Linked DNA regions of Mus musculus: region 1 is linked to region 2. A link is a loop called in an ENCODE intact Hi-C map of the cell type or tissue named here. Cell type or tissue: gastrocnemius. All regions are shown on one strand. Each heading gives the region's core, and the rest is flanking DNA. Links, peaks and the distances in the headings are about the cores only. Region 1 overlaps Ldah (lipid droplet associated hydrolase). Region 2 overlaps Ldah (lipid droplet associated hydrolase).

What was found. Peaks named below come from ENCODE experiments on the same cell type or tissue, not always from the same donor. Only the 100,000 strongest peaks of a DNase experiment are listed, where the experiment ranks them.
Region 1: a loop joins it to region 2, with 2.3 times the contacts of the local background. A loop is called at or near these places in 8 of 42 quality-filtered maps.

The regions. Positions count from the first base shown.
Region 1 is chr12:8,282,634-8,298,932 of GRCm38, reverse strand. It overlaps Ldah (lipid droplet associated hydrolase), which reads right to left. Exons shown (of 7, transcript NM_001364261.1): 7 at 13,174-15,033. The coding sequence ends at 14,842. Gdf7 (growth differentiation factor 7) reads left to right here. Exons shown (of 2, transcript NM_001312876.1): 2 at 1-1,015. The coding sequence ends at 999. Among named protein-coding and RNA genes, the nearest start is that of Gdf7, 11 kb to the left of the region's middle. In gastrocnemius, for the core only: no CTCF peak of the experiment used is centred there; DNase peaks (open chromatin) are centred at 6,530 and 7,586; H3K4me3 peaks cover 621 bases.
Region 2 is chr12:8,210,102-8,226,400 of GRCm38, reverse strand. It overlaps Ldah (lipid droplet associated hydrolase), which reads right to left. Exons shown (of 7, transcript NM_001364261.1): 2 at 5,646-5,801. The coding sequence starts at 5,799. Among named protein-coding and RNA genes, the nearest start is that of Gm33037, 10 kb to the right of the region's middle. In gastrocnemius, for the core only: no CTCF peak of the experiment used is centred there; a DNase peak (open chromatin) is centred at 6,269.

The sequences.
Region 1 (16,299 bases), core at 4,859-9,858, 71 kb before region 2:
CCAGGCCAGAGCTTCCTGTTCGACGTATCCAGCCTCTCCGAAGCCGATGAGGTGGTGAATGCGGAGCTGCGCGTGCTGCGCCGGAGGTCTCCGGAACCAGACAGGGACAGTGCGACCCTCCTTCCGCGGCTGCTGCTGTCCACGTGCCCGGACGAGGCTGGCACAGCTCACCTGCTGCACTCCCGGGCCGCCGAGCCCCTGGGCGGCGCGCGCTGGGAAGCGTTCGACGTGACGGACGCGGTGCAGAGCCACCGCCGCTGGCCGCGAGCCTCCCGCAAGTTCTGCCTGGTGCTGCGCGCGGTGACGGCCTCGGAGAGCAGCCCGCTGGCCCTGAGACGACTGGGCTTCGGCTGGCCGGGCGGTGGCGACGGCGGCGGCACTGCGGCCGAGGAGCGCGCGCTGTTGGTGATCTCCTCCCGTACGCAAAGGAAAGAGAGTCTGTTCCGGGAGATCCGAGCCCAGGCCCGTGCTCTCCGGGCCGCTGCAGAGCCGCCACCGGATCCAGGACCAGGCGCTGGGTCACGCAAAGCCAACCTGGGCGGTCGCAGGCGGCGGCGGACTGCGCTGGCTGGGACTCGGGGAGCGCAGGGAAGCGGTGGTGGCGGCGGTGGCGGTGGCGGCGGCGGCGGCGGCGGCGGCGGCGGCGGCGGCGGCGCAGGCAGGGGCCACGGGCGCAGAGGCCGGAGCCGCTGCAGTCGCAAGTCACTGCACGTGGACTTTAAGGAGCTGGGCTGGGACGACTGGATCATCGCGCCATTAGACTACGAGGCATACCACTGCGAGGGCGTTTGCGACTTTCCTCTGCGCTCGCACCTGGAGCCTACCAACCACGCCATCATTCAGACGCTGCTCAACTCCATGGCGCCCGACGCTGCGCCAGCCTCCTGCTGCGTGCCCGCAAGGCTCAGTCCCATCAGCATTCTCTACATCGATGCCGCCAACAACGTGGTCTACAAGCAGTACGAAGACATGGTGGTGGAGGCCTGCGGCTGCAGGTAGCATGCGGTCTGGGGAGGGTCTGGCCGCCCAGGACCCTAGCTCAAGAGCAGGTGTCATCAGGCCCGAGGGACGGCGGACTATGGCCTCTGCCAGCACAGAGGAGAGCACACAGTTAACACTCACATTTACACACTCCTTCACTCACGCACATGTTTACCGTGGACGGCAGGCGCTAAAAGCCTTGCTTATTTGCTACCATTGATACAAACCTCTGTCCTTTTCGGGAGAGGGAAGGGCATCTGTGTTTATGTTGCAGTAATTGGCACTAAATCCAAGTAGAAATGGGTTAGCATTGGATTCTCCTTTTAGTTGGAGGCGGTGTGGCTGGATTCCTGACGTTGGATATGGAGTGCACTGCAGGGCTGGGATACCCAGATTCTCTGGAGTGGGCATTGGGAACCTTCAAAAGTAAGGAGCCACTGGGGCTTGGGAGGGAGCACCCGGTTCCTAAACAAGTCTGATGTGGTACTGGCTCAGTTTTGAAAACGAAGCTTTATCCAAAAGAATGTGTTGTGTTGCAAAATGCCAACACACACAGACTTAAAAATTCATTCCAATTAGGAATGATCTGGAAAGTAGAAAGAATAGTTTTCTCCCGAGGGTGAGTGTGAAATGGAGGAGTCAGGTGAGGAACAGGATAGGGTCTGCCAGGTTTAGGAGTGTCTAGAAGGTGCCAAGAGGATTTCCTAAGGGGCTGTCAGGGATTCAGTGTCCTGGGGCCACCAGCATCAGCCCAGAATTCAAACCCATTTGCCAGGTCGGCACAGCCCCCTCCAAAAGGCAAAGAGTGTTTATGCTTTGCTGTCAAATCTGTGGTAGCCTGTGTGTGTCTTTCACTGTGTTCCTTGCTATTTTTTTTGGCAGCAAGGGGGAGTGAAGCCACACCAACACCTTTGTCAGACCTAAACACACAGCCTGGACCTGCAGGGCTGGAGGAAGCAGGGTTCCACTCCTACACTGTGGAATGAGAAGGTGGCAAGCCTGTCTCCCATCTCCAGAATTTTTGTTCTGCAGAGCCCTTTGATTTCTTGGTGCCAGTTCATCCTTTGGGGCCCCCTGTCAGTGGCCAGGGAAACAGAAACAAGCTGGGCTGCACCTGTTGAGAGTCAGAGGACCACTTTGACAGCACCCTAGGTTTTCCACTTCGGGCTTTAGGGGAGGAGTTAACTCTGCACTCGTCCTGAATGCCAAGGCCCATGACCTTTACAGGTCGTTTAGTTCTTAGTGGATACTCCTGAGAGAAGGAAGGATGGACATTTAGATTCAGCTAATTTATTTAAGTCTCATCTGAGTCCTTTTCATTTTGTAAAGTTTCCTCCCAAGGGGAAAATAATCCATGTATAATTTATTCTTAAAATGAAGACTTCTCTCCTTTTAGAATGTGAACTTATATGACTGGGGATCTCTGTAACCAGAAAATGCAATTATTTTATCATTTTTTCTTTTAAATCACAAAGTGGCTACTCTTGATATAATTTCATCATTTTGGGGGGGTGGGGTGGGCTGTGCCTGGGCAGAAATGTGCATCCAGACTTCTGGATTCTACCAGGGAAACCTCCCTTTTCTGTTTTAGATGATGTAATAGTGGCTGTTATGTCACAATGGAGAATAAAGTGGTCGTAAAGCTAAAAGCTGTATTAGAAAGTTTAGAAAAATCAATGAAAATTACAGTTGACGATTATTTAGGAAAATTTGAGGATTATTTGAGGAAAATTTAGGGTGTTTACTACTTTGGTATAGAAGCAAACATTTTAATACTTTTTTATTTTTGTGACTAGGCCAAACAATTTTGGGGGGAAACTAACTCAATTCAGCCTGGTTGTTGCACAGTAGGGATATATGCATGGCCCACCCCCTTTAAACTTGATGACCTCTTTCTAACAAGAAAGTGATGTTTTGAGAGTGGGAATTCCCTGCGTTGAGGCTGCACCCACAGAAGGGTACTGTCACTAGAATGGTCAACATTGTGCACTGGGTTGTAGTGTTCATGTCGTGCCTCTGAGGCCTCAGGTGTTTGCTGAATGATCAGAACTTCTCCCAGGGTTCCCTTGATCCTTCGTGGATCCTTTGTGGAACTAGAAACAGGGCTCTTCTTCTGGTTCTGTCTCCTGTAGCCATTCTCTAGAGGATGTATTTTATGACCACAAAAGGGCCAACCGCATGTGGGGCAGATGGGATGTGGTTAAACTAGCTTGCCAAGAGGCGGAGAAAGGCTGCTGCCTGCACAGTTGGGAACACTCTTCAACATCTGCTTTGTCATCTAGGCTTTAAGAGGGGCGGGTGACCAGGACAAACTCAGCTGCATCCTGGAATCCCTGTCTGGATGCTGTAGTCAGCACAGACCATGTCAGTTAGGGTGTCCCCTCCTGCCCAGCCTGAGGTCACCAAAGCCTCCCTTCCGAAGTAAACAGAATTCTCCACGTTGCTGGGAACCTGAACCACTGCTTGAAGTGAGGGAGGCTGACAGGCCTGCTAAGGAAGTAGGGGAGGCCAGCTGGACTCTCAGTCCTGCCAGACACCAAACTGGTCTGGTTTGCTGCTTGAAGCCATAATTTATGGATTAAGGTAGCCCCCTCCATTAGCAGGAAGGCATTTTCAGGATTCCTAGACTCTGGTCTTGTGGGATTTGGGGTTACCAAGCAGTTGGTCTGGACCAAGCAGAGCGGGTGGTCGGCTACTTAATCTTATTGTGAGGAAGAGTGTCTGGAGCTGTGCTGTGCTGTAGTGTTCATGCTTGGCCTTGGCCCACTTTCCTGGCATTTCATGTTCAGATGGTATGGGGTAAGTAGCTTGTGCATTGTGTGATAGTGCTACCAAAGGCCAGTGGATCTCTCTGTCCCATGCTGATCTTTCCTGACAACCATCATGGTGTCAGCAGGGACAGAAGCTGGATGTGAGTCCCGAGGAGAGCCTGGGTATATACTGGATGCTAACTCTACAGGTTCTCATCTCACCAGATCCTCCCTTTCAAGGCCAACACAAATGCAGTCATAGACTGCATTCCTTCTTAAAGTACCATGTCCAGGCACATCCTTTCCAAGAGCATCTGATGTCCCAAGAGGCTAGCTCCTCCTTTGAGTCTGCCCTGAAAAGGCAGTGGAAAGTAGAGAACACACTGTCATAGGCCTGGATGGTTCTCCAGAGAGTGTCCTCTTGGGAGCCAGGTACAGGGAGGTAGGGACCTTTCCAAGGGACTGAGCATCAGGGGCCTCAGCTGATGAGCTGGGAGGATGGGCATCTGAATGTAGCTTTCTGCCAGGGAGCAGTGGGCCTCTACTTCCCTTTTAAAAGTGTCAGGGGTGGAAAGGGAAGAGAGGATGTGGAGAAGATGGAAAAGTTGTTACAAAATCTGAGGAGTAGGTGAGACATCACTAGATCTCCACAGGGTGCTCAGCTGATGTCTCTGGTTAGTCTTAGAGCCAAGGCTTCTGTACATGAAGGACTCAGCTCTCTTCATAGCGTAGCCTGGGCCCACCTTGTAGGAGGCCACGCAGGTATCAGGATTACAGTGCATCTCTTGAAAGACACCTGAGGAAACTAGTCATGGGCAGTCATCTCCCTACCTAGATCCCTTAAATGACAACTGCTCTAGTCTCAAGGTTCCTAGATTCTTCCTAGAAAGCTGTTCAGATGTTCCAAGGCAAGGCAAGGCAAATAATCCTAGCCACAGCCACAGCGCCAGAGTTCTGTGAGTGTGGGCTTGTGTGTGCCTACCATCTTATCTAAATGCCAGCCTATGGTGGAGCGTCTCAAATGTTGCTTCAGTTTTCTACCCAGGCTGAGGCAGGTGCAGGAGAGGCCAGGATCTGGGGCCTGGGGTTTGGCTCGCCACCAGCCAGGAGCTGTTTTGTTTTGGAGAGTGTGGTTACCCTGGCTCCACGTGCTTGTGTTCAGATTCAGTCACATCCAGGCTGAGCCTGCCAGGTGACTGAATTTGGGGGAAGGGCTGCTGTGAGTTCTCTCTGGTGACAGCGAAGAAAGTGAAAGTTATGCTCTATTGGCAGCTCAGGTGCTGTAGGTAAAGTAAAGGAGCCCAGGGTGCAGGTAGGCTGCCCTCCCAGGGCCTCCTCTCTATGCCACGGATCTAACATCTGGCTGAAGCTTACCAGCACAGTGATTTGGTGGCAGGAATTGGAGTCAGATGACCTCATCTTCTTTTATATGACCTGGAAAATGGTGGCCGAGTTAAGCGTTAAGAAGCACTAAATGGGAAGAGTTCAAGATCCCCCCCCCCCCCCCAGCTTTGACTTTTGTAGCAGATCCCTTCGTAGATTTAGGCTGAAGCTAAGTTCCTCCCCCCCGCCCCCTTTGTGCCAGCGCTGAGGAAAGCACAAAGAGGTACCGCAAGTGGGGTAGTGGTAATGGAACCCCATTCTTAAGAGGTCCAATTTTCAGGCTGCCTTGAGACTGGCAGTTGCTCTCTCATCAGTGGCTGTGAGCTCTGAGAACCATCCAGAGACTGGGGGATGCTCTGTTTCTGGTGTGCACACATCCAGCTTAACTGGGCCCCATCTGTGCTGTGCTTGTAGACAGCTTACAACTTGGCTGTAGACTTTGAGCCAGGCAGAGCTGGGGAGGGTGCTCCTGGCAGCAGTGGCGACCATTACAACAGAGTGTAAGTCAGCACGGCCGGTGGAAGGCGCGAGGTCACTGCTGACCAGTCTGAACTTCAAAACTCTCTCGCTATTGTTGGCCAGTGTATCTCTTAGCAGCAAATCTATTCAACGGGCAACGGTCCATTTCTACTGCTTGGTGTTGAGCTTGCAGGTCTCGTCCAGCACCTGTGAGGCAAACTCAGGACTGGTTTCTTTCCTGTGCATCCCTTTCAATGGTAAGAGGGCTTTGGCAGCCACACACTTCCTGAGACCCGTTTCTGTGTTTGGTATGAAGGTGTGAGAGGCACATTTTGCTCATCAGGTGAACTCCCTTCCAGAGGGGAACTCTGCTTTCAGAGGGAATGGAAAGAGAGGCTCTGTAGTCCCGAATGTCTCATCCCTTTCAATGGCTACATAAATAAACTGCCTAAGGAAATCAGAAGAGACTTAAGCCAAACCCAGGCCCCGTAGGTACAGTGCTACAGACCTCCAGAAGAAGGCCAGCTATTTTGCTTTTGCTAGTTGTTTTGCTATTATTTGAATGGTGGTGGCTGGAGATGTGGCCAGGCAGGAGGTGGGCATGGAGTTGTCTTCTTGTAGCCAGGTACTGCTCCATATGACCAGCACTGGCATCTAACACCCCCAGTTCCACTGTCTAGAGATGGGATGACATGCCATGCTCTGCATCTAGGGCCCTCAGACTCTCGGCTGTCAGTATCTAGAATTATGTCTGGCTGTTTGGCATGTGCAAATGTGGACCAAACAAGAGTTGTGGTAAAGGTGCTGTAGAAGTCCTGCTGAGTTAGAAGCTAATGTGAACTGAGCCCTCTAAAGCACACAATCTCAACTCCCTTGGGGGGGGGCACATATGGCCCCATGCCTGAAAAATACTTGCTCTCAGCAATTGCATATAACCTGTCTCTACTTAGACAGTCAGAACTTCCAGACCCTCCTGATAGCCTCAGACAACCCACGAGGGCGGCAGAAAGCCCTTGCCTGGCTTCTCAGTGGATCAAGTCTGCAAGGCAGTGATAGGGGTGGGTGAGTGGCTTTCCCTGAGACAGGAGTGAGGTCTGTGATTCCTCCCAGGGGTGGGGGCTGCGGTGGTGGTGCAGCAGCCATCTGCTTTGAGGATTGTGGACGCCTTGAGGAATGAGCCTCACTTTTGGAGCCAGCCTGTCCATACAGAGTCCACTAATCTGCACCTCTGTTTAGAAACGATGATCCAGTTCAGTGAGAAGGCTGAGCATGCAACGCTGGGATTCCTGGCTGGGCAGCAGGCTAGCGTTCCAAGCTGGGGACGGAGACTCCAGAGAGCAGTTTCTCCGGCATGCTCCACCTCTGATCAATCACAGACTAAATAGAGCACCCTTGGGGTAATTTGATTTTTGCATTTCACATTCTATGGTAGAACAAAGAGCTTTTACGTTTTGTGTTCTTTGATAAAGAGTCACAATTAGGTCTTTTAGCTGGAAGTTTTTTTGTTTGTTTGTTTTTCTCCGAACTATAAATGTAATAAAAACAAAAATAGGGTTTAACACACTGTCTGTGACTTGCTCTTTCAGCAGACGAGGTAAGCTCTTCTGAAAACTTTGGGATTGTTCATCTTGCCTTCTGTACAAAGGAGCAGATCCTTCCAGTCCTTCCACTGAGAAGGTTGGTGCTGAGCCTGCGCATGGCGTGATGCTGTGTAAGTAGGTGGGCAGTGGAATGCGGCACACGGTGAGTGGCCCGCAGCTTAAAAAGTAAATTTAATCTGATTCTGATACTGTTATTTTATGGAAATGGCGATGGTAATGCCACCAAGGCTCAATTCCACAGCTGTTCCCTCAGCGGCTAAAGACAGAATTAATTAGTTTCAGGGGAAGTAGCTTTCATTTTGCAATGACACCTACTGTTCCTCAGACAGTGGAGCAGGCACTGGGACGGAGAGGTTTTAAAACCTGAAATCTCCTGGTTGGCAATCTTCCAGCTCGGATTTGGCCAGAGCAGAGCTTGGGAGCTTGCAGGCTACAGTCGAGCATCTGCCTGCTGCCCAGCCTGGCCGCTTGGGCAGTACCCGATGACACTGCACAATGCTGTTGTGACCAGACTAGCTAGCAGAGAACCAACCCTGGGAGGGCAGGCACGAATCCATGTGTATATGTATTCTCAAATTTAAGTAGGTTGTACATATTGAAATGTAAATGACCTGTAAAACAGCCAACTATTTTTCTTAACCATTACATAGCAGTCTATATTTGTTAAACAGCTTGTATGCTCATTATTCACCACTCTAATATTTTGTACAGATAAGTCAATTAAATCTTTTACTCATAAAACTGCTTCTGACTGGTGCTTGGAGATGGAGGTCTGGACCAGTGCTGTTTAGCCTACTTAGTCTTTGGAGAGCAGCAGCCAGGGACTTGTGCGTCAAAATGATTGGATCAAAATGGGTAGATACATGGTAGGCCTGGCCCTGCTAGTCTGTGTTGACCATGGTGCTCTCAAGCAAGAGGGTCTCAATGAGGTATATATATCCATGGCCAGGATCCCTAAGCACAGGGCCATCACTGTGAAACTGCTCAGGTCCCTATGCATAGCCCCGAACTCCACGAGGTTCACCGAGTAGTCCTGGGTTCCAGGGAGAAGAGGGCTTTTCTCTTCAGGAAATGACAAGCACGGAAGCTTATGAGTGAACAGTTATTCAGAAACAGTTGGAAGGGATAAACCTTTGGCTTTTGGATACTCCAGGCTGCTGAGGATCTATCTCATTACAGAAAGCATGGGTCCTCTCGCTCTGGAGGCTGCATGGCCTAGCCTCTGAAGGAAGTCTCAAGGCATAAAGGCCAGTTGATTGGCTTCCTCTTTGAGACCGAGCACATATTTCAGAGGACCAAGTCTGAGAGAAAACGTGACGAGCCAGCCTGCTTGGTCCTCCACACACCTCCTTAGCTGCTCCAGCTCCTTTCCCCAACAGTCTGTAGTGTGTAGTGTGCTCTCTTGGCTCTTTTGCCCGACTTCTTCCTACATTTGCAGCAGGCTACTTCATTTGCCCTCTGGTTTTGATCATGGAGAGGAGTAGGGGTGACAGCTGATAGACCTGGCCCTCATGAAGGACTCACTCGTGACCAATATGACCTTTGAGGATATGGGGTCCTGGATATGGTGACCCACCTTTTTGTTAGCAACAGCAATACCTACCCAGTTTGGACCCAATGTTTCTGTAGTTCGTTGATGGTCTCTGTGGTCATGTTTCCTTGTGTTAAAGACAGACAGACTCTCTCTGTGCTCTTAATTTCATTATCAAACACATTTTTCTTTTATTGAGAGAATATATATCTTCTCAACTAAATACTGTGGCAGGTATAATAAATGTGTCCTAAGACCCTTCCAATGGAAAGGTGTAAAGTCTTGTTCATCACATTCCTAGGCTAAAATTTCAGTTTTTCATTGTCTATATGACCTACTCCAGCTTGCTATGCAGGGGCTCACATATTCACAAGAGAAGGGGCACTTGTGGGGAGAAAGTCAGGGGATTTGAAATTGTATCCAACTTCCCAAACACTGTTGTGAACAGGTCTAAAAGCCTCTCCAGTGGCCGACACTGAGAAAGCCAAGTTCGACTTCTGCCCCCTCCCTGGCTCTGCTGTGCACAGTCTGCCCCTGGTGGCACTCATTTCCGAGCAGGGGTGAAGGTGTCCTCACTGCTGTCCCCCGGGAACGGGGACTCTGTGGTCACAGATGCACAGGGCTCATGTATCCCTGGAACATGTCCTCATCTGGTCAGAAGGATCAGCGATCTGGGGAGAGGCTTGTCCGCTGGGATATGTCACCAGTGCTGACTTCGGTGGGGCTGTGGGTGTCTGCTGAGTCCTAATCACATGCAGGTGTACCGTGATGGCTGGTAGGAGGAAGCCCAGATGTTCTTCGGAGCTTGAGCTGGGTGGATTTGCAGAGGTGGGAATCTAGTCCCTCTGTGGGGGGGGGGGGGGGGGAGACCTTGCAGGTGCACCCACACCCTGTGGCTCTAATGGACGCCCAGTCAGGGGTCACATTCCCATCCCAGAGAAGAGGGATTTTCCCATAGACATACCCAGGAAAAGAAATCCAGCCTGCTGTGGGGAGGTCAGAACAAACCCTTCACCAGAATGTTTGAGGAATGCAATACAAAATGAGAGCGATCTACTCGGCTCGGCCATTGTCCTGGGTATTGTTGCTGTAATTCCCATTTGGGGCACTCTGCAGGGTTCATGCTCAGCAACTAATAAGCCACATATTTAGTAGCTGCCAATGCCTAAGCCGCAAAGGTTTTCTAATTACAGAAGAAGAGAAACAACCATGGTAGTCGTATCAGATGAGACGGGCCACAAGGGTTAGTGGCCTTGCTTTGCAGTTCTCGCTCAGAAGTGAAAGGTTGTCTTTGAATTTACTCGCTCTGGAAGTGCACACATGGCTCTGTCCGATGCTTTCATCGACATCCCTAGTTTGAGGATGCAGACCTCCTCAAATGTGACTTCCTGACAGTCTGTCCGGCTGAGAACCTGTATTCTGTGAGAGCTTTCTTGCTAGGTCTGGAAAAGATGTACACTAACTTTAGATAACCAAATTTATACTGAATGTCAGTGGCAGGCCCTGTTCTCTGCTAAGTGATGACTGTAACTCCAGTCTACCTTCTAGAACACTCATTTGAAGAACAAGGCGGAGGGATGATAGTAGGGGCCAGGAGAAGCAGGCTCCTGCTCCTGCAGTCGTGATGCTAAGAGATCCAAGAGTCATGACCAGTCTTTCAGGATGGACTGGCAAGAGGGAGTTAAATGGACACTCAGGAGGTAGAAGCAGTTAGTGTTTTTGGGCCAAGTCTCAGGATGGGCATGATTGAGACTTGAAGCAGGGATTCTCAAGGCTTAAGAGCAAGCATGTCTGCAGAAGAGTTTCTGTGTTAGGCCCAGAGAACCAGGTGTCAAGAAGGCTTGGCAGAGTGTATCTGTGATAGACACCAGTGTGTGGGTTTTTCTCCTCCCAAAATATTGCCTGATGGAGCTCTTGCCTGTTTGGAGTGTTACAGTTTTCAGTCTTTTACAAGCCTCATGTATGACCTACCACCTCCTTTCACTTTTGCCTAGGGGCGGGCAGGGGGAGGGGCTCTCTTGCCCTTTCTGTGACTCCCTTTCCAGTCCTTCTGCTCTCGAAAGCTTGCCCACTGTGGCCTCTAGGAGGCAGCACGGTGTAGTAGAAAGAAGGGGACAAAGCCATGTCTTTAGAGCCCTGGCCTAAACTAGGATCTTGGCTCCAGTCACCTGCTAGCTATAAACTAATTTTTTAAAAGTTTATTTTAATTCTGTGTATCTGTGTGGATGTGCATGTGACTGTAGCACATGTCTGTTCTCACAGAGACCAGAGGTGTAAGATCTCCCTGCAGCTGAAGCTGTAGATCATTGTGAGCAGCTCCATTGGTGTGCTGGGAACTGAACTCAGGTCCCCTGCAAGAGAGTGCTTCATCACTGAGCCATCTTTCCAGCTATGAGAGTGACACAGGGCACTTTGTACCTCAGGTTATTTGAACACTGGGCAAATCAGAGCCTCGGAGGACTGGGAGTCTGCGTGCGGGACAGCACAGGGGATAACGTACCTGAACTTGCTCTCTATGCCAAACTGACCCAAGTCCTGCCTGCTCTTTATGAGTAAAGGCCTTCTCCCTCTTCCCCAGGAAGCCTCGACTCACAGAACTATAGCAACACCGTGTATGGCCATTGTGTCACCTGGAGCTGGCAGAGTCCCTACTAATGCATCCCAGCTGCTCCCTACCTGGACCAGGGTGATCTCTCCCCTTCATCTATGGGGCACAGATAGGAGTCACCCCCCCCAAGTATATCCTCTTCTGTGCCCAGGAGGGGACCAGGAACAGAGACGTCTCACATGTTCTGAGAATTGCTGTGTTTCTAGCGTCTTTTCTAAGCCCACTCTGACAGAATCCTAGGCTGTGTGTGTGGAGGCTGCATGACCCAAGGCCAGAAGGCTGAGCTAGGTTAGCATGTCACATCTGAACAGGAGCAAGGTCCAGAAGCTTGGAGACCACAAGCATCCTTACAGCCTGGGCGATAGCTAGCATGGGTACTTCTACTTCACTGGTGAGACTGAAGAAGGCTGCCAGTTTCTCCCTTTAGGGGCTGTGATAGCAGGCTGGCCAGACACTTTGCTGACTGCCACACACATGAACTCATTGTTTTATAACAAACAAAACATCTTCGATCCCCTCAAGCAAACCAACAAACAACAACAAAAACCCCTAGCCAGGTAAGTGCTGGTATCATCCCAGCTTCAAAGGTGAGTGGTGAGGAGGCTCGGGGAGAGGTGGCATCTTTTTGGAGACAGGGTTTCTCTGTAGACCAGGCTGTCCTTGAACTCATAGATATCTGGGCTCTGGTCTCTTTCTCCCTAGAGTTGGGATCAAAGATGTATGCCACCACTGCCTGGCTGGGATGAAATCTTACGTAGTGTTGTGAAGATATAAACAAAAGATTTGTGATTTAAACTCAGTTTGCCCTTTATTGCCTAGAAGAAATCTATTGTCTAGAAAACAATGACAGAGAGGTGTAGCGGAAAGCTTTCTGTTTTGAAAACCGTTTTTATCTATCCTTGAAGTATTGCAAAGCTCCAAAATACTGATAGATCCCTGGGAAAGCACCCTCTGGTACATTTGTGAGAAAATTGGCAGGAAGCACCACAGGCCCTAGGTGTGCTCTGGCCTTCTCGGTATAAAACAAGCATTCTCTTAGGCTTCCACAGTACAGCCACTGAAGTCAGAACATTAACACTGCCATCTTTAGGTCCAAACCATTCCCCAGTTTATCTTATAATAAAAACATCCAGTCTAGAGTCAGGGGTGGTATCAGCTTGTCATGCCCCTTTATGCTTATTTAATCTGAATTGTGACAACTTTCATAAGGTTGAGGGAAAATCAAAGCACCGAGGTATAGGGATGTCCAAGGGTTGAGTGGTTGACTGAATTCAATAGTGAAAGGACCCCAGAAATGAGCCCGCACGAGGAGCCTCTGGAGCGTCATTCACGGCTCAAGACAGACTAGGAACCACCATGGGCCTGGATCACGGTTCTGCTGCTTTTCACCAGCATCAGACAGTTTTATAGTAAGCGCTGTGAAGAGCAGAGGGACCATCGTGTGCTTAACTGGAACACTAGAGAAAGCTCCTGGGAAACGGACCACAGCTACTTCTCATATATTTTTGTCTCTTGCCCTCTCTTCGTCCGAGATGGTCTCAAAGCATGTTTCTGGTGCCTGGGGAGGCCAGAAGAGGGTGTGAGCCTCTGAAACAGGAGCTACAGACTGTTGTGAGGCGGCACGTGGGAACTGGGGTGTGGGTCCCTTCCTCTGGAAGAGTGGGTAAGTACTCTTAACCACTGAGCCACCTTTCCAGATCCTCTGTGTATTTCTCAAGGAGTCACTGTCCTAAAACCTGATTCTTCCCTCTTCCAAAAGTGCAGTGACAGAAGCACCTTTAATAGCTGAGTTCAGCCTAGGCAAACTGCTTATACAATATCTTGTATACAACAGCACAGAGATCAGACCACACACAGTAGTGACTGCGGGGGAGACATTTATTATAAAATATCATTTGACGTTGAGGCGAGGAACAGGAATGAGGAACCAGGGCCTTTTAAGCAGGATTTGGAAAACAAAGAGTGATGTAAAATAATTTGTAAGAGACATCCACAAATGCTATTCCTTTGTTCCAATAGGTCTGACTTGCCAGGACTTGTTCTTATGCATTGATTCCCACCAGTGACCAAGCCTGCTCTATAAGCAAGGTACTCAGAGCCTGAAGCCTGGCTTCGCAGATCAGCTCTGCAGGAGGCATCCTTGTGCAGACACCAGGGAGGACCTCGTGTTGTCTTCCTAGACTAAGGCTCCTTGTCTGGAGCCTGGCTTATCCCCGCTGAGAGGCTGAGCTCCTCTGTAGAAACCATACAGAATGAGCGGAGTGAGCGAGTGTGATTAGAACCTATTCCTCTCACCCCTGAGAGGCAGCACACCAGAACCAAATCCGTCATCAGGGCCTTAGGGGTTTGAGAGGAAGGGCGTCTCAACTGCCCTTGAGGAACGAATGATACTGCTAGGAGAGCTTTTCTCTACAAGACAATGGAATGCTTCCAACTGTTCAAGTCATATAGACAGTTGGGTTTATTGGCCTCTGAGATCTTAGGACTGAGTCAATTAAGGTAGCAGAGCTGTCCAGTATGTCAGGAAGGAAGCACTCCTCCGCGTCTCGGCCAGGAATATGCTTTTCTACTGGACTTCAAGGCTTTCGGGAATGAAGAAATACAAATTTAATGGCTTTCAGAACTCTGAACAGTCACAAAATCCTTTCTTTCCAATCAATAAAGTTTAGGCAAGTGGAGAATGAACTAATGCTTTACTCAACAAGTTAAAACACCTTTCCAAAGATGATGTCCTAGGAAATTTTCAGAAGGGAAGAGTCCCAAGGCAGTTAATGGCATCATGAATGGAATGGGTGGCTCACTGCATCCTGTCCATGGAGGTCACTAGCTGAATCACACTGATGAGAAATCCCGTGCAAATCTGATGTGGACACTGCAGCCCTCCCTTCTTGCTCTAGAGGAGCCAGCAGGGACCTGGCCTTTCAGGGCTCAGGAGGAGCCTGTTGGTTATCCTGTGGCAGGATGAAGTCAGGATCCTTCAGCAACTCTGTCTAGTTAGTTGATAAATGTCAGGCCAACTTGATGTTTGGTTTATTGCAGGTGAATCACGCCTATCACGGCGATGGTCTCAGCAAGGACCCGTATGAAGTCAGAAGTGATTTCCCCTCAACTAGGCAAGTGCACCGTTAGCATCCTTTGCTCACTGCTCCCCCATGGAGTGAGCTGTCAGCCGGGTTCACTTTAGTCTTAGCGCAGGGTGTGGGAGCTGGAAATCTGTAAGCCAGGAAGGTCTCTAGTTTTCTTTTAAGCATTACGATTAAACATTTGCCCCTATGCAGAACACACCTAGAACTTTCATTGGCTGTAGGTGACTTTTTCCCCCCTTGGGCCAGTACTTATTTTTTTTAAAGAATTATTATTTTTTTTAATGTTAATGTAGCTGTCTTCACACACACCAGAAGAGGGCATCGGATCCCATTACAGATGGTTGTGAGCCACCATGTGGTTGCTGGGAATCGAACTCAGGACCTCTGGAAGAGCAGTCAGTACTCTTAACCACTGAGCCATCTCTCCAGCCTGGGCCAGTACCTATTTTCTGGGCGGTCTATTATTTATCCACTCAGCAACTATGGTAGCCATCTCCTGGCTAAAATCGAGAACAAAAGCATGTGGTATTCCTTTCTCACAGAGGTAAATATTGCCTTCTGGAAAATCTTTCTTCATGTCTTCATAGTACTTTACTGGACACCAGCCATCAGTTTTACCATAGTAAAACTTAAGCTGAAAGAAAAGCAGCAACACGTTATCTTCCCTTCCCAGTAGCAGCTGATAGGGGTGGTCTGCAGGACCCTGAGGGCAGCATTCTGCCCACGGGTCCTAAGGGTCTCCCCAGCCCCCGCCCCGAGCCCTCAGAGACCACAGGATTCATTAAGGGGATGTGATGGGAAGAAAGCCACCTGGAGACTTTGTGGGGCAGATTCCTCTAACTCACTAGAGGAGCACCTGGAAAGGTCGTGAGTTCTGAGGTCGGAGTGGAACCAGGGAGGAGGGGGAGGGAGACAGTTAGGCAGACACAGTCACTGAAAGACTAGTGACTGTGAACTTACTGTTTTCATACAGCCCTTCAGTAGGCACATGGATAGGTTTGCTGAATGGATACAAAGAAGTCAGATCGCCCCTGGCTTCTCAATGCAGCTGATAAAATGTGATCAGCACTCTAAGGGTCTGTGCCAGTGTAAGGCGGCTCAGTGTGACAGCAGAGTGTGCTACATTTAGGGAGAGCACTTCACCTCAGTCTCCGGTGACACCAACGAGGCTGAGTGGCAACAGAGCCTCTTCTGAGGCATTCCTAAGATTGTTCCTGGACATTTATCTAGACGTGCACATAAAAAGGATATGTGCACCATACAGCTGCTACATTATAAACTGCCGTCCTCCACTGAAGACTGTCACGTACTCTCTAAGGCTTTATTTACAAAACAGCAAAATGTAAGATCATACTCAGAATGTTACAGTGATGATTAAAACTATTTAAGAAATGTGTGGCTTTCTCCTTCCATCTTTATGTAGGTCCAGGGGATCAAACAGGTCATTAGACCTTCACAGTAAAATACCATAGTAATACTTTTTATTTAAAAAAAAAAAAAAGACTAGAACCAGGCAGTGGTGGCGCATGCCTATAATCCTAGCACTTGGGAGGCAGAGGCAGGCAGATTTCTGAGTTCGAGGCCAGCCTGGTCTACAGAGTGAGTTCCAGGACAGTCAGGACTACACAGAGAAACCCTGTCTCGGGGGAAAAAAAAAGGAAAAAGACTGTATTTTAAGGGACAGAGGAGAAAATACATGTTTCTTACTTATAAAACACTGCTTCCCTTTGCTGGCACTGGAAGAGCAGTGGGAACAGAGAAGCCAAGGGAGCAGGGCCTATCATGGTTCTGCCTGATGCAACCTCTGCTGGATGAACAAGTATGCATCCAAAGGTGTGCATGACTAGCACGCAGGAGGCCACAGCTTCCCTTCTCCCTCCAGGAGTGTGTACAAGTAGCT
Region 2 (16,299 bases), core at 3,816-8,815:
CCGCTGCCTAGCTTACATATTACTTTACAAAGAATTTACTGACTGTGGCCTACCAGGAGCGTGTTCTATCCTCAAATCACATTTTTATGCCACGTAGTCAACATATGCTAGAGGCGTCACTTGCTAACCCTCTGAGCACAGGAAGATTGTACCTGAAGTTAGTGTTTACACGTTCTAACTCACTCAGTCTTCATTTGATGGGGCAGTGAGAACAAACAGGTTGTGCAATGTTTGAGACAAGGTAAAGACATCTGGGAAGAGGGAATTGCAGCTGAGAAAATACTCCCATCAGACTGGCCTGTGGGCAAGCCTGGGCTGCAATGTTCTTGATTGATGATTGATGTGGGAGTAACCAGCTCACTGTGGGTGGTAGCATCCCTGGGCTGGGTGCTATAAGAAAGCATGCTGATCAAGCAAAGGGAGGCAAGACAGTAAGCAGCTCTCCTCCATGGCCCCTGCATCAGTTTCCGCTTTGAGTTCCTGCCCTAATTTCCTTGAATGATGGAAGGTAAAGCTATAAGATAAAATAAACCCTTTCCTCCCCAATTTGTTTCTGGTCATAGTGTTTTATCACAGCAATAGAAACTAGCCATCAGTAAACAGAAGCTGTTAGAATTATTACAAGCAATGATTTAGATTCAACAGTTCTAAAGACAGGTTATGCAAAAACACTTTGAGCACAAGGTAATGGCACACTATAGAACGGCCTTTATGGCAGCGTAGATTCAAGCCCATCCTCTTATTGATTATAGGATCCTAATTAATTCTTCTTACTTTAATATACTATTTTATTATCATCAAGTAAAATGTCAACTACAATATGCTCAGTTTCTCTATTCCCACTGTATAGCTTCCATATTACTTTAACCATTACATTTGCATTGGGAACTTGCTGTTTGGAAGTCACTGTGCCATACACAGGCATACAAGGAGCTCCATGGGGTTTATACAGTATGAGGGAATATACACACATAACTAAGTGGGTGAGCTGATACACGAGTGTCATAACTCTTACAAACAAAACAAGTGTTTTGATAGGTATTCGTATATTGCGATAGGTATTAGTATAGATAGGATGTTGCGATAGGTATTAGTATAGATAGGATGTTGTGATAGGTATTAGTATAGATAGGATATTGTGATAGGTATTAGTATGACTTAAAAAACAACAAACCCAAGGTCTGAGGAAGTGACTTTTCTGAGGCCCAGACGGTAAGACAAAGGCAGTGAAGAAATAAAGAGCATAGTTACTAAAGCAACACAAGTCCCCCAGACCTTGGCTCTTCCTATTACAGTCAATACCATCATTACCAAGGAACACACATGGATTCCAAAGCCTGGCTGCACAGCGTGGAGGGGGAGACAACCTAGTCAGCATCTTGAGACTACAGTAAGAAATCTGCCTTTTAGTCGAAGAAACACAGGGGTGGTTAAGAGTTAAGGCATGATTAGGTTTCAATCATTTTTTTATTATAAGAATAATTAGAAAACATTATGATTTTGGTAATATACATAACACATAAAATAGGTAACTTCCTATAAAGATACAAAACACCACAGCTTATTCAAGAAGACTTCAATAATCTCAATGGTCCCACTAAGAACTAAAGAAAGTCAAGCTTAAAGATTAAAGATCTCATGAACAAATCCAGACCTACACGGCTTCACCTTTAAATGCTGTCAAATATTTGAAAGGGAAAAATACTATCAAGTTTATAGGTATTCTTCAAGATAACACACAAGGAAGAAATAGTTATCAACTCGTTATGTGAGGTGTATATCACCCTCATACCAAAAGCAGATGTGACTTCTAGAAAAACAGAACTACAAGTCAGTATTCCAATGAATACACATGAAAAATTCGAATCTAAAGGCTAGCAAATTGGATCCATTAAGATGTTTTAAAAAGTACATTATGTACATTATGACTAAACAGAGGTGACTGTAGATGACAGGATTCATTTAACATTACAAATAGATTTTACTTATCATGTTTATAAGCTGAATGAGTCACATACTCATCTTGGAGTAAAATTGGAACTTACAGTTTGTCAGGAGTGTATTTAGTAATAATATAGGTACAATTTTAAACATACTGACCATGAAACACTGAATCAGAATGCCTACCCTCGATATACAGTCTTTACACATAGTGACACTAGTCTCTTTCCATTAATGTCTACTTGGCTTTGTATTTACCCTCTCTTTCACCTTTAAGTCAGGGTTTCTCACACTCTAGAACATCCTGGCCTGGTATTTACCATGAATCCAGGGCTGTCCTCGAACTCCAAGCAATCCTCTTGGCTCAGCCTGTCAAGTGCTGGGATCATAGTCATGTGCCACCACGCTGACCATTTCTCCACCAAATTTATCTACCTCTGTGTAGGGAAGGTTCTCTCCTCTCAGCTGGTGTGGTGCTGGGGTCCACTTACCACCATCTTCATATTTCACTGCGCCTATCTCGGAGGACTGGGCAGGTCTGACCTCTTTACCCTTGTTCTTAGCAACCTTCTGAAAATGAAGGTTCTATACAACCACGGATGGACAGCGTTTAGAGAGCAACACACAGTGCAACACAAGGAGGCTGCTGAAGATAGCACACCTGGAGAGGCCACAGAACTCCAGATGCCTTCCCCTGTAAACACGCACCCCAACTTTCATGACAGTTCATGTAGATGAGCTCCCAAAGACAGGGTAATGGAATGCCACCAACTAAGGAGCACAACAAGCCTAGGCGTCTCTGGAATCTCACAGAAATGACTGAGGCCACAGAGGAAAGAGACCATGGGACCAGGAATGTGTCCCACTTCCCTCCATCTGCAGTGCACCTGGCAACAGCTTCCTCTACTTCCTCGGCACACAGGAAGCATAGCTTCCCTGTGGGCTCTCTGCCCCTTGAACCTTTTCAGTAGAGCTCTCACTACTCTGTAACACCTCACACACCTCAGTGGCAGAGGCGATTGTTTTGGTCTTTGCAGACTACACAGAAGAGACAGTAAGTGAAGCGAGTCCCTAGGTGGGGCATTCAGTGGGCAGCACCTCACTCAGCTACTTCACAGACCTTAGGACTTACTTGCCAATGCCATCCTAACCCTTCTCAGCCACTCATGTATGCCCTGAGAAGCGGGATACCTAAGTGACACTCCTCTTGTCATGCCCATGTTAAGTGATTGCGAAATCCAGCTGGGCTGAGTCACTACCTCTGCCCCATAATTCATCACAGTTATCAAATCCAAAAGGACTTATTTGCATTAAGTTTAAGCAGCAAATTCCTCTTTTACGCATGACTGTGACACCCCCAGCGTTTCTGCATCAGAAGTCAATGGCAGGGCAAAGGGACCTGTGTCCTCAGGCGCTGATTCCCATGCAGGCACTACTTGTAAGAACTAGAAGCGTAGGTCCTTTCATTAGCTGGAAGTGGCTAACAGCCTAAGCACCCCTAACTCTGAGGACTCCCCATGAATCTTGGGCCCTTTCACGCTGTACTCCCAATATGTCTGCCATTTCATTGTGAAGCTGATGAAAAATTTATATACTTTTATTTTTTTAATTTAATTCCTTTCATTCAGTATATAGGCTATTCTACTGTCCCCACTCTCCACTAGAGTCACTCTCAGAAAGAAACTTCAACCCTTAATGGGAGACAGCCATGTGGTGGGCAGGGATGATTTCAGTTTCCTCTTAAATCCTTTCATATTTTGTCCATTTCAGTTGCCAAATTTCCCTCCTCCCAGTTTCAGGAAGATACTGTGCTTCCAGTCCATGATCGTGAGTCTATTATTTTCTGTACCCCATCTTCATCAAACCTCTGCTACATGGAGCAGCACCCAATATGCTGATAACTTCAAGCTCTCCCTGCTGGTAGAGTACATCTATTTTTTATTTTATCACATGCTATGAGACCGAGTTTCAAAAAGAATCTTGGGCTGGAGAGATGGCTCAGCAGTTATGATCACTGACTGCTCTTCCAAAGGTCCCGAGTTCAAATCTCAGCAACCGAATGGTGGCTCACAACCATCCATAATTTGAAATCTGATGCCCTCTTCTGGTGTGTCTGAAGACAGCTATAGTGAACTTACATATAATAATAAATAAATCTTAAAAAAAGAGAGATGCTGAGTCCAAGACAGTGTCTTTTTCTCCTTCCATACGTTACACACACTCAGACCACCATGCCACACCCCCAACCTTACACAACTCTTGGATAGGCTGCACTATTTGCAAGATTGCTCCTCTGCACGTCTCAGGAAATAACCGAAGCACTTCACCAACAGTGAGAGAATATCAAGAGTGCAGTGTGAGCTCTAGGAAAGGGATCTAACCTGACACAGAGTAATGAGAAATGTTGACCAATACCTAGCACACGCTGGTCAGCACAAACTGGACTTAGATATTAAGGGAGGGAAAGAAGTTAGGAGTGGATGGGGAGGTGAGAGAGATCTGGGAGGAGAATATGATCAAAACACATTATATAAAATTCTCAAAGAACTAATAAAACTATCATGTTTTAAAAGATAGTGTTTGACTTAAACCTTGCGTTTGAGTCCTGGGACCCATGTGGTGAAAGGAAAGAACTGATTCTTCCATGTTGTCTTCCAACCTCCACGTTAGCAGCATGTACTGACCCCGCCCACCCCAATATACCACAAGAATAAAAGGACGTGTGAACTAATGCCAGGAGCATATAGCATAAGTGTTTCTGAGGATCTGTCAGAACAAAGCTAATTTTAAAGATCAGTTTAATGAGGTTTCTTTCTTCTCTCAATAAGATAACACTATGAAGGCAAACGAAGAAACTGAAAAAAGTACCTTGGATAAGAAAATAGCGAGCAAGGACGAGGCCTAGATGTGAAGGCATTCTATGAACAGGGAAATACACTGAGCTAACTGCAAGGAGGCAGAGGACACAGACAGACTCAGCTGCAGAACAATCTGTTTTATGTAGAAACATCCCTGAAGACCAGGAGGGCAACAACAGCCTTACTGATCCCATGAATGGAACTTAAGGAACCACCCAACTCGAAAGCAAAGAGAACACAGGGCTTCCAGCTCAAAAGATTATCAGCAAAAAAAAGCATGCAAAAGGGCAGGGCTGTCTGTATAATCTTAGAGGAAAAGACAATTTGATCAGTTTCATGATGATGAAAATAGCTGTACAGCCACATAAATATGGAAAATAAGGTAAAATACAGCTCAAAGGGGTCTTGCCACGGTGACAGGAAGAACACAAGGCCAAAGCTTCATGCTTGCAACCAACCAGACATCTCTGACCGTGACAGAGCAAAGTCATAGACAACCCAGATGAAAATCCGAGAACAACAACTCCACCTAAGGGCATAAGCATCTTTAAAAAGGTGGAAAGAAGTTATTTAAAGCTTTAGCTTCTATAAAGCTGTAAATATTAAAAAAAAAAAAACATTTACAAGGCAAATTACAAAACTATGTATGTGGTACCAACCATAAGACAAGGTTTCTCTATACAATAACTAATATAGAAGATACAAATGTAAAGAAAACTAAAAACACACACCCAGAGTAGTAACCGTGACCATCATTCGTAGTGGTAATTTTATTTGTGATTCTCCAGTTTACCGGCAGTCACTCTGGAACCAGAGGTTTTGAGAACCTGTGACTTTTCGACTTACCGGGAATGATGAAGATAAGCTGTTTTGGCTTGCTGACGTCTTGTTTCTCAAAGAGGTTAGTCCAGGGCCCACATTTTATGATCTTGGTTTCAACTCCACCACAGAGAAAGAACTCCTCACGCACAGGGATTTGTTCCTCGACTTCTGAGGCCATCTCTAAATAAAAGGTGGAAAGGGTGAGAAACAAAGTACAGAGCCAGCAGCTGGCAGGTGTGGTGCTGCACAGCTGCAGTCTCAGCACTCGAAGACATGAGTTCAAGGTTAGCTTCCTCAGCTACATACGGTTTGAGGCTAGTGTGGATTACAGGAGACCCTTTCTCAAACCTCCCATCCCCACAAAAGGCAGTAAAACAGAAAACCATGAGCCAAAGACAGTATTGGAGAATAAAAAGGGGGGAAGCTTAAAAAACCACGTAGAAGAAAATGCCACAGGGCATGTGTCAAAGATACAGGACTATTCGGCTATCTACATTAAAGGACTGAAAGACAAATAAGGGGATTCCCACAAAACAGGCAGTCACATGGTCAGAAAGGAGCAGAAATCAGAGCCAGATCAGCATGCTCCCCTCTCTGTCTCCAGTTGGGAGTGACAGTTCCCTTGGATGACATCCACCTCCCTAGTCTGCAGGTCTCTGATGGCCCGGTGCCTCACCTGACACAGGCCCTTTACCTCCACCTGGCCAAGGTTGGTGAAAGGCTCAGCTCTCCCAGGATGGAAGGCCACTGAGCTCAGTCTAGTCATCTTCTTCTTTAAAACTTCTGTAAGCACACTGTTTTGTGTCACGGAAACACTACGTCACTGAATTATGAAAGAGGTAGGCAGACAATGCCTAGGACATGAGGCAGCAGGCATAAATAATTCTCTAGATAACTTCATACAGACAAACTGGTGATCCTGAACTCTATGTAATCCCTCCAGTGCCTTCTTTGTTCCATCTGCGGGCACTGAGTCTTTTTAAAAATTATTATTTTTACTTATTCACTTTACATCCTGGGCACTGCCCCCCTCCTGGTCACCCCTCCCACTCCCTCCCTCTCCCTCTTCTCTGAGCTGGTCATCCCCCCACCCCCACCCCTGGCCCATCAAGTTTCCACGAGGCTAGGTGCATCCTCTCCCACTGAGGCCAGACAAGGCTATCCCTGAGGCCATCTCTGTCTCGCTTGCAGACAGCAGGGCACTGTCTTAACATTTCAAAACTCTATCTTCTAACCTAGTGGCTCTCAACCTTCCTAATGCTGCGACCTCACGCTGTGGGGACCCCAACCATAACATTATCTCGATGCTACTTCATAACTGTCATTTTGCTCCTGTTGTGAATCGTAATGTAAATATCTGATATGCTGCCCCTGTGGAAGACTGGGAATCACTGTTCTAGGCCCTCCACACCAACCTGCCCCTCAATCTAACCTGTCCTTCCCATAGTGCCACAGCTCTTCTGTCCCTTCACTCTGCTCACAATTCTGTCCCTCAGTTACTTCGGGAATGCTTTCCCTTCCGCTGTCAATGACCAACTGACTGCCTCCCACCCCCCAGGTCTAGCCCCACTCTCATCCTGGCATTCACAGCTCCGACCCAGGCTTCTAAAATGCTTTTCTTTTGTGAGGGGAGGCCAAGGTGAGCTCTTGGAGGAGCAGATTGGAGAGTTTCAATGGTGGCTTCCTTGCAGGCTCTGCCAGCGTGTGCTTCTCCCCCTGTGCTGTTAGCTGTGAAATCCCCCAACTGCGGCTGCTTTCCAACTGGAGGAAACTTTGTCAGCAAAAGATCCATAGCAATCTCTGGAGCTTTTCCACTGGTGGAACTAAGAAGAACTCCTGGAATGGAGTGACTGGAGGGCAAGGATGCTGCTAAGCATCGAGGCCCCACAATAAAGTTTCAAAAGGTAAAGGATGCCCAGAGTGGAAAACACTGCTCCAGGTTGCTGCAGAGGGAGATCTCTTCAATTTCCAATTCCACTGACACTTAATGTGTGCTCTAATTTCCTCTGAACTTACCTATGGGACTCAATTCACCTGTATGAGGAGACCCCTACACATACCACATCTCTGGGCCTCAGACCTGCAGCAGTGTCCCGCCTCCCTCTGTGCACCCTCCTCCCAGTCTTGGTTCACAGTGACTGGACACTAGCTTTGGCCTGTGCAAACCAGCACACCTCTCTGTCACGTACTAGGGCTGCAAGCATACCACCAATGAGCTCTGAACTTCAAGTCTATCCTTCTTTACATAGTTTTCTCCAGGTCTAGGGTAATCGCTTTAGAGTCCCTTTTACATAGTAATGTTGTGGCTTTTCTCCTACCGGAGCTTAATGGATCTTTGTGTTACACTCACCATTTGTGAATAACACAACGTGTGGCTTCTGTCTCCTGATTGAATTAGGACTCACATATCCCTCCCGAGATGCCGTAGTGTCCTCTGTCAATCTTTCCTACCTTAGACTCAGCTCAATTGTGCTTCCCACATGAAGCCTGTCAGTATCTTGCTTCATATTACCTGTTGTCATCTTTTAAAAAAAGTGTTTGGTGGTATGTGTTTGGTGTATATATACTTGCATGAAGAAGTCAGAAGGGGACACCTAATGCTTGCCCGTATAGCCTTTTTGCCTTATTTCCTTGAGAAAGTCTGTCAAGGAGCATGAAGCTCTTTCTTTGGCTAGGCTCGCCAGTCAAGAAGCTCCAGAGAGCCTCCTGTCTCTATCCCCTTATGTACTCTGTGCTCAGAGCACAGGCACTCTGGTCACACCTGACTTTTATGTGGGTGCTGGGGATTTGAACCCAGACCTTCATCCTTGTATAGTAGGCATTCTCATTTCCCAGTGAACAGTCATTTTCTCAAGTGGACACTGGTTAGGTAGTCAGCTAAGCTTAAAACTTAGTGTAAACACACTCAATGTCTTTCCCCAGACCAACCATCTTAATTAAATCAAGGCAAATGCAATGCCAGTTAGGATGCAGTGTAATGGAAAATTCCACACATCTGAAAGCCATCTGACAGCTTGGGCCAATATCTATAAAAAACAATCACTTTGCCTCAGCTTGAAGAATTGATCCTAAAACAAACAAAAATTACAAAAATATTTCTGTAAGACTGATATAAAAATGTGGTTTACAATAGCCAAAGTGCCAAGGAACCCAAGCGGTCATTCGTGGAGTTAAGCAAACTGTGATAAAGCGGTCTACAGACAGTCCATTGTACAATGTCTGGTATTTGAGAATGATAAGCTACAGTTTCTTCGGTATCCATCGAGGCAGCCTTGCTAATTGCCTTTAAGTTCTCCTTTCTCCTACATTTCTATCTCACTGCTCTAGTCTTAGGATCTGCTGTCCCTTATTTCCATTGTTTAGGTCTATGTTACTTTACTATCATTTCTGTGAATTTAGGTAGGAAGAAGAAATGAACACAAATATTCAAAATTTCATGTTTAATCAAAAGTCTTAATTGGTTTTTCTTCTGAAAACCATTCCTGATACCGAATGTGTTGACTAAGCGTCAGTCACCTTTTTACACAGACTTATTTTAGTTCACCAGTAAATGCCACTCTAGCCTCGTCTCAGGAACTACCATAGCACAGGAACTGTGTTTGTGAAGGTTTTCTGATATTTACAATGCGTCAGAAACAAAATTAGATGAGGCTTTACACAAAATGTTAACTTTGGACCTGGATCTCGAAGCCACTGGCCACACTTCAACATTTCAGCAGTGGGGAAACGAACAGGTTTTCGTAAGTTGCACAAATTTTAATCACACTTGGTTCTCATCCAGCCCGCCTCCTGGAACCGCCATTAAACATATCTGCCTCTTAACTGCTTAAGTACAAGTAAATGACACCTTGGGGGTTTGATTTCCCTCGAGATTTATGAGAGTTCAAGCAGATAAGAAATTCAAGCACAGTCTCTAAAAACTGCAAAATGAAACCTGCAAGTGCAGTTCTAAAGTCAGCTCAAGCCAAGCAGGGCTGAGAGTGCAGTTCCCACGCGTGTTCCCAGGCAGCCTTCCCTCCCCTGCCCTCCTTTGTCTTATTCTCACCAAGCAGCGAAGAAGGAAAGAAAATCTTACCTACGAGGTAATTCAGTTCTGCAAATGACACAAAGCACTGTATGACAATTATGTTTCTGAGGAGTGGCAGTTCCACTGTCAGCCTCAGCTACAGCCTATAGGCAGGCTTGGATTAAATCAACTTGATAAGCATCGAGAGTCCGGCTGGATGAGAACCAAGACCAAACCAAGTGTGACTGCAATTTGTGAAACTTAGGCAAACCTGTTTTCCTAAGGGCAGTGCTTATGTGTATTAATCATTTCTGAATTTTTAATTTTATGTGGCAACATAATTTATCCAATTTAATCTTATAAAAAATTAGGTAAAACAGAAAACTAGCATTTGATCAGTATGAAGCTTAGATTAAACTAATATTTTCATTATATTTATACTATTTATAATGCCGATATATAAGCTACATTGTACAAAGCCAATGAGAACAATAAAGCTGAACTGATGAACACAAATATTCAAAGTAGAGTTGTATGTGCACCTTACTCGGCTTCAGTATCCGGCTGCCTGCTGTTTTATTTTTTATATTTATATTTTAGCTACTCAGAATTCCTACAATCATGTAGGAACAGGCATAACTTTTTAAAAAGCTTGATTTTTAGGGTGTCCTGAGAGCCTTCAATCACATTAAGCATAAAAAAGACACAGGGGAGGTTTTTGGATTTCCTTCCTTTAAATGGTCTGTGTGTCTTTACCCATTATGCATATGTACAGCAGACAGAGGCCAACTTTAGGTATCTTGGTTTACTGTTTTCTGGAACCTCAATGTTTCCATACAGTCTCACATGAACTGACTGGCTGTCAGCAAGCTCTCAGGACCAATATGTCCCTCCCCATTCTCCCTATGCTGAGGTTTCAATAGAGCTTTTAAGTGAGGACTTGGGGTCCACACTCAGGTCCTTCGGCTTGCACTGAGCTCCCCAACCTTCAAGAGTTCAATTATTAAGTATATCTAATAATAACTTGTAGTACTTACTGCACACATCTGGTGGCTAAGAAGCTTCTAAAAAAGCTAATTTTTATGCACACTGTCAAACACACACCACTTACTGTTTCCTCTGAAACAGAGCAGAACACACACTTTGTGTGTCTGATTCTGAATGAAGATTGATTTATGTGGTTCCTGGGTACCACTATTTAACCCAGTCGTGAAATACTTGGCGACTGCACATGTACAGACTGACTTTTTCAAGGTTCATGGCAGACACACAAAATGTGTTTCATATGGGAAGACAGTATGTGAAAAAATATGAAAAATAGCAGAAGCTCTGTTTCAAACACCAATATGCTGGCTATCTCCATGTACTAAACAACAGAGGTGAGCCTGGCAGTTGGTTCTCATTAGAGCAATGCTGGGGATTGAACTCAGGGCCTTGCACATGCTAGGCAAGTGTTCTACGACTGAATAATGTTACCAGTCATTCAAGGTTTGTTTTTAAGTTTAAAATCTGATTTTGCAATAGCAGACTAGCTCGCTTTCAAAAATCTTTCACAATGACAATTAGAAAAGCAAAGCTTTTCCTGTCTGCTAAAACAAAACAAAACAAAACCAAAAACAACAACAAAAAGCCAGCAACTACTAAAAGAATTGCACAAGAATATGTAACAAATTTGTATAACAGGAAAAAATGTAATATATGAGTAAGAAGAAAGCAGAGAATTGATATAAAAATAATATCAAAAATGTGAACTATAGATCCTGTCCGCAGACCTTCTCTGCTCTCTTGGTTCCCCAGACCCAATCCCTCAGGCTTGTCCCTAGCACTGCAACAGATTGCTAGCTGCAGGCTCCCTTCCCCACTGCACATGGCTCTTGTGGATCCCATGGACACACAAGGAGGATCCCCTCCTGACCTCCCCCTACCCCCCACACCAGTTGCTGCATCACAGCTCCAACACCCTCAGGCATTCCCTGTGAAGACACCAGCTGAGAAGGCAAGTAAAACAGGAAACAACACAGTCTAAATTATACTCTTTGCAAATACAGAGAAGAAACAAACCAAGGAACAAAACACCCACCCAACTAAGACAAATCCACAAATCAGCACCTAGACCTATAATCACTCCAAACCCAGATGCTTAGGTGCCACTGTAAGAACACAATAACACCCAGGACAGTATGTCTCTACTAGAGCCCAACTATCCTATCAGAGCAGATTCTGAATAGTCCAACATGGTGGAATCTGATAGAGGTCCTTCAAGAGGAAATTAATAAATCCCTTAAGGAATGCCAGGAAAATACAAACACATACACACATATTATACCACCACCACCACCACCACCACCACCACCACCACCAGCAGCAGCAAAATAACAGAAACTAACAATCACTGGTTATTGATATTTCTTAATATCAACAGCCTTGATTTTCTAATAAAACATCACAGGCTAACCGAACAGATTACAAAACAGAATCTACCCTTCTTCTCCATCCAAGAAACATACTTCAACATCCTGGAGAGACATCACCTTAGGGCAAAAGGTAGGGAAAATTTATTCTAAGCAAATGGACCTAAGAAGCAAGCTGGTGTAGCCATTTTATTATCTAACAAAATAGACTTCAAACTAAAACTCATCAAAAGAGACGGTGAAGGACACTACATAATTAACAAAGGAAAAATTCACCAGGATATTTCAATTCTTAACATCTATGCCCTAAATACAAGGCCCACCCACTTTTTTTTTCAATTTTTTATTGATATTTTCTTCATTTACATTTCAAATGCTATACTAAAAGTCCCCTATACCCTCCCCCCTGCCCTGCTCCCCTACCCACCCACTCCTACTTCTTAGCCCTGGCGTTCCCCTGTACTGGGGCATATAATCTTTGCAAGACCAATGGCCTCTCCTCCCAATGATGGCCGACTAGGCCATCTTCTGCTACATATGCAGCTAGAGATACGAGCTCTGGGGGCACTGGTTAGTTCATATTGTTTTTCCACCTATATGGTTGCAGACCCCTTCAGCTCCTTGGGTGCTTTCTCTAGCTCCTCCATTGGGGCCCCTGTGTTCCATCTTATAGATGACTGTGAGCATCCACTTCTGTATTTGCCAGACACTGGCATAGCCTCACAAGAGACAGCTATATCAGGGTCCTTTCAGCAAAATCTTGCTGTCATGTGCAATAGTGTCTGTGTTTGGTGGCTAATTATGGGTTGGATCCCCAGGTGGGGTAGTCTCTGGATGGCCCATCCTTTCATCTCAGCTCCAAACTTTGTCTCTGTAACTCCTTCCATGGGTATTTTGTTCCCTGTTCTAAGGAGGAATGAAGTATCCACACGTTGGTCTTCCTTCTTGATTTTCTTTTGTTTAGCAAATTGTATGTTGGGTATTCTAAGTTTCTGGGCTAATATCCATGTATCAGTGAGTGCATATCTAGTGACTTCTTTTGTGATTGGGTTACCTCACTCAGGATGATATCCTCCAGATACATCCATTTGCCCAAGAATTTCATAAATCTATTGTTTTTAATAGCTGAGTAGTACTCCATTGTGTAAATGTACCACATTTTCTGTATCCATTCCTCTATTGAGGGACATCTGAAGGCCATCCACTTTTGTAAAAGAAACACTACTACACCTTAAATCATACACTGACCCTCACACTGGTAGCAGAGACTTTATCTTTTACATATCCCACTCTCAATGAAAATGAATATACAGCAGAGCCAAACTTACGGTAAAAAATGAAAGTGGTGCTAAAAGGAAGTACATAGCACAAAGTGCCTACATAAAAAGGCTGGAGAGGGGCTGGTGAGATGGTTCAGCAGGTAAGAGCATCTGATGGCTCTTCCGAATGTCCTGAGTTCAAATCCCAGCAACCACATGGTGGCTTACAACCATCTGTAACGAGATCTGACTCCCTCTTCTGGTGTGTCTGAAGACAGCTACAGTGTACTTACATATAATAAATAAATAAATCTTTAAAAAAAAAAGGCTGAAGAGATCTCAGATGGTTTTAACAAGGAATTCTACTAGACTTTCAAAGAAGAGTTAACACCAATACTTCTCAAATTATTCAAATAAATAGAAACTAAAGGAACACTGCTCAATTCATTTTATGAGGTCACCGTTATCCTGATAGTCACACCACATAAAGACTCATAAAGAGAGAGAATAACAGACCAATTTCCCTTATGAACATAGATGCAAAAATACTCAATAAGATACTTGCAAACTGAGTCCAAGATCACATGAAAAAGATCACCATGATCAAGTAGGCTTCATCTCAAAGATGCAGAGATGATTCAATACATGAAAATCTGTCAAGGTAATCCACCATACAAACAAAGTGAAAGAAAAAAAACCCCACATGATCATTTCATTAGATGAAGAAAAGGCCTTTGACAAAATCCAACACCCCTTCATGATAAACACCCCGGAGAGATTAAGGATACCAAGGACAAAACTAAACATAATAAAGGCAATTTACAGATTTACAGCAAGCATATAGTCAACATCAAATTAAATGAACAGAAAGCTAAAGTAATTTCACTAAATTGAGAAATAAGACAAGGTTGTTCACTCTTTCTACATCTTTTCAATATAGTACTTGAACTTTTAGATAGAACAATAAGACAATTAAAGGAGATCAGGGGAATATAAATTGAAAGGAAGAAGTTAAAGTATCATTGTAGATGATATGATAGAATATACACAAAAGACTTTTAAAAATTCCACTAGAGAACTCCTACAGCTGATAAACACTTTCAGCAAAGTGGCTGGATACAAGATTAACACAAAGCAAAGCAAAGCAAACAAAAAATAAATCCCACCAAACTAAAAGAAAACAAACCTTTCTCACCCCTCAAACAGTAGACCTCCTATATTCTTATATACAAATAACAAATGGACTGAGAAAGAAATAAGGGAAATAACTTTTACAATAGCCTGGAATATAAATATAAAGTATAATATAAAATATATATTATTAAAAATAATATAAAATATAAATAATATAAAATATCTTGGATAACTCTTAACTAAGAAGTGAAAATACTTGTATAGTAAAAACTTGAAGTCTTTGAAGAAAGAAACTGAGGAAGTTATTAGAAAACTGAAAGACCTCCCATGTTCATGGATTGGTAAAATGGTCACCCTACCAAAAGTATTTCTGCAGATTCAACATAATTCTCATCAAATTCTAACACAATTCTTTAAAGACCCTGAAAAGGGATTTCTCAACTTCATATGGAAAAACAAGCAAGCAACCAAACAAACCAAAAAAAAAAAAAAAAACAGGATAGCTAAAACAATCCTGAATAATAAAAGAACTGCTCAAAGTATCACCATCCCTGATTTCAAGCTGTACTACAGAGCTACAGTAATAAAATCCACATGGTACTGGCATAAAAACAGACATTGATGGATGGAATGGAATTGGAGACCCAGATATAAACCCACACCTGATTTTTGGCAAAGAAGCCAAAATTATATAATGGGGGGAAAAAAAAGAAAGAAAGCATCTTCAACAAACAGTGTTGGTCAAACTGGATGTCTGCATGTAGAAAATAATGAAAAAGGAAAATCCAGCGAATAGGGATGGAGGTAAGGAAGAGATGGTCTTTCAAACAACACAGGCTAACTAGATCTCAATATGGAAACAGAGAGTGCCACATATAATTCAAAAATGAAAAGAGAACACGAAAGCTTCCAAGCAATGAGTGTTTACATTATAACATATCTTTTGATCTTTGGACAGTCAAAGGTTATTTAAACAAGAAATAGGGTACCTTAACCACAAAGGAAACAAGTTTTAAAATGCATTCTTTTGATTAAGAACTTGCATTTGTCAATAGACATGGATAGAGTATAATCAAGAGATAGGAGAGGAGGCACTCTCATATGTAGTGTTCTGGATATAAGACTGTTGTTAGAATCAGCAACATGTTTAAATCCTGAATACTACTCATGTGTCATTATGCATATTTGTGTGTGTGAATGTAGGTTTACAGTGTTCTCTGACTCTGTGATTTTTCTTCTCATTCTCTTAATCTCTGTATACTATCTATCTAAACAAATAATTACTGTTTTGTGAGGCTAGGAGTTGAGCCCAGGACTTTGTATATGTTAGGCAACTGCTCTATCACTGAGCTATGTCTTCAGCTCATATTTTTTTGGGTGTAGCATCTTACATACAAAATAGATTTCACCAACATGCACATATCCAGAATATGTAAAGAACTTCTATGAATAAGAGAGAGACAATCCAATTAAAATACAGGCAAAATACCAGAAGGGCTTTATAAAAAGAGAAGAGCCATAACCAGACAGCTAATAACCATAAGGGTTTTCTAAAAGAGTCAAAGAATATCACATGGAAACTATCATCTGGGTATGTTGGTGCATTACCATAATCCCAGAATTTGGGAGGCTGAGGCAGGAATGTTGTGAGTTTGAGACCAGCCAGGGCTACTTGGTATATAAAACTGTCTCACAAACAAACAAACAAACAAACAAACAAACAAATCCCCCAAACCACACACCAAGCTGTCGTGGTTCATGCCTATTTTTCTAGCACTGGGGAGGTAGGAGAAAGATCAGGAGTTCAAAGTCAGTATGGTTTATAGAAGATTTGTCTTAAAAAATAATACAAAACAAAAAACTCGATA